Regions from separate parts of the Homo sapiens genome. Here region 2 is linked to region 1. The links are chromatin contacts, found by Hi-C or POLR2A ChIA-PET in ENCODE. All regions are on one chromosome and are shown on one strand. The core of a region is the stretch at or near the end of the contact, and the rest is flanking DNA. Distances in the headings are between cores, read along the strand shown. Region 1 has its middle 37 kb from the start of NUAK2. Region 2 holds the start of YOD1 (YOD1 deubiquitinase).

Region 1 (3,539 bases), core at 451-2,950:
GCATCTTCCCCACTGGTGGGCAAATTGTGTTGGGCTTCTGTGAGGCCCCATGAAGGTAAGAGAGTCTGGAGTGACTTTGCCCAGATTGGCTGTGTGACCTTGAGCAAGTCACTGGACCTCTCTGGGCCTTGACCTCCTTTATTCGATTATAATCCAGACCCTAGGGTCTATCCCAGCAATGTACGTGAACGTGTATTGTGAGTTGTCGAGCACAGCACTCGTGTGAGAGGTTATTACTTTATTACTTTGAATTTGCCCTGAGCCCCACAGTTTGAATAGGGAGGCTGCCTCAGAATTTATTTTTGAGTATCAGCTTCCAGATGGAAATTCCTAACCTGGGGTCTGAGGATGGTCTGCAGGGAGTCCTGGTGTCATATAGAGAATTTTTGAGTAGATGCGTTTTTCTTGGAAGAGGATGCAGAGTTTTCATCAGACCATTGAGGTCTGTTAAGAGCCACCATCTGAGCCCTAGGGCTCCCTCCATGGGGGGCAGGCAGAGGGGCCTCAAATCCTTGGTGGCCGTATTCATGAACCGAAGTGACCTGCTCAACAAGGACATGCCTATGTGGGTCTGAAAATACCGGCAAGCTAACAGAGCTCATGAGAACCACAGTGCCAGAGCCTGCGAGGTGAATTTCATTAGCACCCTCTGTGCTGGCCTGACCTTAGCTGGAGCACTGCGCTCTGTTCAAAACAACATGCTTTTTGTGGTTTTTTTTTTTTTTTGGTTGGTTAGTTTCGTTTTTTTAGAGATGGAGTCTCACTCTGTCGCGTAGGCTAGAGTACAGTGGCGTGATCACAGCTCACTGCAGCCTTGATCTCCCAGGCTCAAGAGCCTTGATCTCCCAGGCTCAAGCGATCTTCCCACCTCAGCCTCCCAAGTAGGTGGCCCATGTCTTCACGCCTGGCTTTTTTTTTTTTTTTGGTGAGAATCAGTAATTTTTTTTTTTTTTTTTAACTAGAGATGGGGTCTTGTCATCTTGCCCAGGCTGATCTCAAACTCCTGGACCCAACTGATGCTCCTCCCTCAGCCTCCACTTTGAGATTACAGGCGTGAGCCACTGCACCTGGACAAAGACATAATGTTTTAAGAAGAACTTGGGTAAATGGAAATGTTTCCAGAGGATACAGGCCAAGCTGTCAAAAGGTCTTAAATCCATGTCTTAGGAGAAATGACTGAAAGAACTAAGGGTATTTGGCTTGCGGCAAAGAATATAGGTTAGATGGGGATTGGAAGTGCGTTAACTTCTTGAAATACTGCCTAGTGGAGTCTACCCGGGAGGCAGATAGAAACTTAGCAAAAGGAAATACTTTCCAACAGGGAGCCCTGTCCCTCCTGGAATGGAATAGGACTTTCCTCTGCCTCACATACTTGGTTTTGCAGGAAGGAATAAATTGCAGACAGGATCCAAGCTCTATCTAAGAAAGGAACAAATAAATGACAATGACCACTTCCCTAGGGTTTGGGGAGACTGGGTGATGCCTTGTGGGTCAGGGCAGGGGAGTACAGGCTGGACTTGGGCCCCTGCAGCCTCTATCTCCTTCACAAAGGAGTCTGCTCTGTCTGCCTGGGTCTGCAGCTGTCAAACTCCTCCCTCTCCACTTCACAACCCTCTGATGTGGTGTTGCACAAGCAGGGGGGGAGCCAGGTTGGGTGAAGAGAGAGGAAGCTGGCGGCCCTGGGAGGCTGGGCTGCAGCTCCCTTGGAGGACAAGCTAAGCTGTCATGGGCCAGGCTGGAGGGGTGGGGAGGGGAAGATGGCTCACTGGTGAGTCATGGTGGCCATTGTCTGCTCCTGCTCCCTCTGGGGGAGGGCGACTGAAAGAGACAAGCCCTCTGGCCAGCTGGGCCTGTGAGGGCAGGTTTTCCACTCTTGTCCTCACAGCTCTGAGAGCAGCTGGGGTTTGGCTCCCTTACCCTGATTTCCCATCATGCAGCAAGGCAGGGCTGGTGGCTGACATTAGATGGATGTTGAGGGGAGGGTGTCCAACCCCGCTCACACCTTGCTAAGGGGCTCAGGATGGTCACACAGTGGATCCTAAAGGCCCAGGCTGGGGGAGAAGCTGTCCTGCCCTGTCTGGCATGGCAGACGATGCAGGCAGGCGTGCCCCTCTCTAGTGATCACACTGAACCTGAGCGGCACACCTTCCCCACCGCACCCTTCCTAAACCTCCTTCCAAACCTGCTCCCATCTAGCAGGCCTGTCCAGCACCCCACCCTCCCTCAGGGCCCCAGGGGAGCCTGCAGAGAGTGAGGTCACTCTGGATTGGTGCCTGGAGGCACCACCCTTGCCCCTCACCACAACCTGGTCTGGTCCGAGTGGCAGGGCCTCCATCCTGCCCCCTGTGAAGCCCAAGTTTGGGTCCCTGATAACTCCTAAGGCTGACGTCACAGAAGCACAGAATGACAGACTGTCAGGGTTATTGTATGTTGGGGAAACTGAGGTTCACAGAGGTCAGACACATGCAGCAGGGGTGCCCAGTCTGCAGTGGGCAGGTGGGGAAGGGAAGACTCCCTGGTGGGGGACTGCTGTGCTCCCAGGCCCTAGCAGGCCTCCAACTTGGGGACAGTCTGAGTTTGGGGCCACCTTACAGTTCCCCTGCCGCTGCCTCCGTTGCTGCTTCATTCTCGTTTGGGCAGAACAAAGGTGTTCCAGAGCTCAGGGGGTGAGGTGAGGAAAAGAGCTACCTTGTGTGGGCGGCTGTGTGGCTTTGGAGTCGACAGATGTAGGTTAGAGCCCGCATTCCTCAACCTTCTGGTGGCTGGACCCTGAGAGTTGCCTAGATCTCATTTCCCATCTGTGAAGTGACAGTAATAAGCATCTTACAATGCAAAATGCTTTGCATATGTCGTCTCATGTATCTTTGAAGAGGGACAGAATATGCCACACCAAAATATGCCATTTCAGCATAAGGGTTACTCTCACTTGAAAAACAGCTGATACAAAAGACAAACTCTGACCTCCTCCCTTTTCTCCCTGTCCCCGGGGGGAAAGAAACGTTTTTGTCACCAGAGATGAGGAGTTGAGGCTGAGGCAAATTTGTACAAAAGGATAAAATACCTCTTACCTTCCTTAGCGTCCCTAATCATCCTTTTCCACAGTCGCCTCTTTCTTTCCTTCTTTCTTTCTCTTCCTTTCTTTCTTTCTCTCTCTCTCTTTCTTTCTTTCCCTTCCTTCTTTCTTTCTTTCTTTCTTTCTTTCTTCTTCTTTTTTTTTTTTGAAACAGAATCCCGCTTTGTCACCCAGGCTGGAGTGCAGTGGCATGATCTCGACTCACTGCAACCTCCGCCTCCCAGGTTCAAGCAGTTCTCCTGCCTTAGCCTCCTGAGTAGCTGGGATTACAGGTGCATGCCATCACGCCTGGCTAATTTTTGTATTTTTAGTAGCGACGGGGTTTCACTATGTTGGCCAGGATGGTCTTGATCTCCTGACCTCATGATCCACCCACCTTGGCTTCCCAAAGTGCTGGGATTACAGGCGTGAGCCACCGCATCCAGCCTAACAGCCCTTTGTCTTCTAGTTGCTGAGATCATAGGGT
Region 2 (3,418 bases), core at 258-2,757, 1.8 Mb before region 1:
GACCCACCCATACACCCCATTGGAGTTTTTTTTGTTTTGGTTTGGTTTGGTTTTTGTTTTTTGAGATGGAGTTTTGCTCTTGTTGCCCAGGCTGGAGTGCAATGGCACGACCTTGGCACCGCAACTTTTGCCTCCCGTGTTCAAGCGATTCTCCTGCCTCCCAGTATCTAGAATTAAAGGCATGGACCACCACGCCCAGCTAATTTTGTATTTTTAGTAGAGACGGGGTTTCTCCATATTGATGAGGCTGGTCTCGAACTTCTGACCTCGGGTGATTCACCCGCCTCGGCCTCCCAAAGTGCTGGGATTACAGGTGTGAGCCACTGCGCCCGGCCACCCCGGTGGACTTCTAACCACTCCTACCTTCCCTCCTACCTACCCCCTAACCCAGGCTGTATCATCCGTTGCAGTCGTCTTGAAGAACCAAGGAGGAAAATTGCACCAGCAAAAAAAAATTGAGTCATGAAAGATGTGAAAAGATGGAAACATTACATATAATTTATTCAGAAGCAAAGTCTTTTACAGTGGAGGTGAGTTTGCACCAAGTGAACTACACTTTTCATAGTTGCCCCAGCGGGCCCGTTTGATGCTTGATAAACCCACTCTTGGCAAGTGGGACTTGCTGTCTGAATCCCGGCTGGATAAAGAACAATGAGTATGGATTTCTTGGAAAAGAGAGATATAAATTCAGGGATGTCTTTATTCCTCCTTCGCCTGGGAATTAAACTAATTCTTCCAAAAGTTCAAACAGTTATCTCCTCTTTAAGGCTTTTTACAACTCCCAGAGTGCTCTAGTTGCCCTCTCTATGTCTATACAACTCTGTCTTTATTCATTCAGCCAGTATTTGTTGAACACTTTTTATTTGCGAGGCACAGTCCTGGGTTCTAGGCATACACGTTTGAAAAGGTACAGATAATCTAGCATTATCACGTTGCTTTGAAATTCAGTGGCTGTGTGTCTCACACCCCACCCTGTCTCCCAACTGCAATGAATACTTGTTACAATGAAGGCAGGAATGAAGTCTTCATATTTGTATGCCCAGGAACTGAACTGGAATCTGATGACACGCGTTACACGACTCCTCCTTACACTGCCACCACCTGAATGAGGCAGCTGCCCTGGGCCCAGATGCTGACCTCATACTGTGCTTTCTGAAGTGGCAAATAGACGTTTTCAAGCACAGTCCCAGGGAGGCAGAAAGGCCAGTCTTTTGGCCCCTGGAACCCCAATGAGTCAATGTTTAATGCAGCCACGAGTCTAGTCACAAGTGTGATTGTTTTTGACTGGTCCTTTGACTCACTGACCATTCCTGGCATTCGTTTGCGTTGTGAACTATGATTCTGTTTCTCCTGGTGTAGTCTGGGTGTAGTGTGGAAGCCCCAATTTAATAATTTCCGACCTCACTAAGTGCAAGGTCACATTCCAATCTCCAGACCTTCATTCAGGAACTCCTTCCCCCGCCCTCTTTTCTTGAGCATATATGCTACCCACGCGGAGGGCACCTCACTCGCTCTATAGGTAGCAAGACCCGTTGTCCTTTAGGAATACGGAGGTTTACATCTTCGTTCTGAGGGTGGGGGAAAAATCAGTTGTCACTTTAAAAGAGTTCGCGCTTGCTAAGGTACTAAGGCAGAAGCCGCACCGAAGCGTCGCGATAACTGCAACCACCCGCAACTTCTCGCGATGTTTGGCCCCGCTAAAGGTCGCCATTTTGGAGTCCACCCGGCGCCTGGTTTCCCCGGCGGCGTCTCCCAACAGGCTGCCGGGACCAAAGCTGGCCCCGCGGGTGCCTGGCCTGTGGGCAGCCGGACCGACACGATGTGGCGGCTCCGCTGCAAGGCCAAGGACGGCACCCATGTTTTGCAGGGGCTGTCCAGCCGGACCCGGGTGCGGGAACTCCAGGGCCAAATTGCCGCCATCACCGGGATCGCCCCCGGCGGTCAGCGAATCCTCGTCGGATACCCTCCCGAGTGCCTGGATCTCAGCAATGGGGATACCATTCTGGAAGACTTGCCCATCCAATCTGGTAAGGAATCAGGGCTGGGGCCAGGGAAAGTCCCGGGAGGATGGAGAGGGGCGTGAGAGAGAACAAAACACCAGTCAAGGCAAGGTGGCTGTGAGTCGGCGGGGGGGCTTTGAGGCCAGGGGCGAGGATAGATCAAAGAACAGAGAATGCTGACGGGGGCCAGGGCAAGTGTCTAGCAACTCCTTGTCTTGACACAGGGTTGAAAGGGAACCCAAAGCCTTGAAGACCCCCTTCCCCATTCCGCTTTCTGGTCGGCTTTGAAACTATCCCATTTTGTTTTCCCTCGGCGTCCACAAAAATATAAAGTAGGGCCTATTTTCTCTGTCCTTATGTCTCTTTTTCCCTATATCACCGATGAGATCTCAAGGGTGCAGGATTTTTTTTTTCTTGATTCATTTTTGCAGTCCCCTTCGTAGATACTTCGTTTGACAGGCATACTCATTTTCGAGTTAGCTTTTAAAACACCCACTGAAAGCTCTTTCAATTTCTAACCAGCAGCAGTTATTTCTGTGCCATATCAAAACTTGAACATCAGTGTTTATAATTAAAAGCTTTCAGTTGCTGTATCAAGGATGTTGTAAACACTCTAGAGTAGATAAGTTTCCGGAGAAGGAGAACCCCCTAGCGGCCTACTCTGTAGTGAGCACCTTCTGTAAAATACTGTATAAGGAAAGGAAATTTTGTTTTTGAAATGTATCTTTTTAGGTAAGCTTGAAGTTGTTTACTCCAGACCCCTTCACTAAATTGGGATGCAACCTCAAGTGTTTTTTGTTCTTTTTTCATCTTTATGAAAATTCAGTGAACAAAGATTCTTACTGGTAACTTACTTGCAAAACTGTATTCTCCTTAGTAACCCCAGTTTATGCTTTAACTCCTTCAGTTTGTAATTTACAGACTTGGCTAGAGAACACTCGGTTTCTTCTGTAATTTCTTTGCAGATCGGGATTTGTTTTATTTTTAACAGGTGACATGCTGATCATTGAAGAAGACCAAACCAGGCCCAGAAGTTCACCTGCATTTACTAAACGTGGTGCTTCTAGTTACGTCAGGGAAACTTTGCCTGTGCTTACCAGAACCGTGGTCCCAGCAGACAACTCTTGCCTCTTTACTAGTGTGTACTATGTCGTCGAAGGAGGAGTCTTGAATCCAGCTTGTGCCCCTGAGATGAGACGCCTCATAGCACAAATTGTAGCAAGCGATCCAGACTTCTATAGTGAGGCAATACTGGGAAAAACAAATCAAGAGTACTGTGACTGGATCAAAAGGGATGACACTTGGGGAGGAGCAATAGAGATATCGATTTTGTCCAAGTTTTACCAATGTGAAATATGTGTAGTGGATACACAGACAGTAAGAATTGATCGTTTTGGGGAAGATGCAGGATATACCAA

Evidence for each region. Hi-C counts contacts between places; a loop is a spot of excess contacts on that map. ChIA-PET counts read pairs that join two places held with the same protein, here RNA polymerase II (POLR2A). Pooled maps may share reads with other maps.
Region 2: a loop to region 1 is called in a pooled map, with 6 times the contacts of the local background. The contact joins the promoter of YOD1 here to the enhancer-like site in region 1. A Hi-C loop is called at or near these places in 6 of 50 pooled maps. POLR2A ChIA-PET finds 5 or more read pairs at or near these places in 2 of 52 experiments (PC-3 and activated CD4-positive, alpha-beta T cell).

The regions. Positions count from the first base shown.
Region 1 is chr1:205,283,097-205,286,635 of GRCh38, reverse strand. No RefSeq gene overlaps it. Among named protein-coding and RNA genes, the nearest start is that of NUAK2, 37 kb to the left of the region's middle. RefSeq lists an enhancer at 2,039-2,138. Within about 2 kb of position 1,700, at least 27 of the 41 ENCODE cell types and tissues checked have a DNase peak (open chromatin) inside an H3K27ac peak, as active enhancers do.
Region 2 is chr1:207,049,297-207,052,714 of GRCh38, reverse strand. YOD1 (YOD1 deubiquitinase) reads left to right here and starts at 1,507. Exons shown (of 2, transcript NM_018566.4): 1 at 1,507-2,027; 2 at 2,992-3,418. The coding sequence starts at 1,685. It also overlaps a transcript of PFKFB2 not described here. RefSeq lists enhancers at 1-149, 1,373-1,943.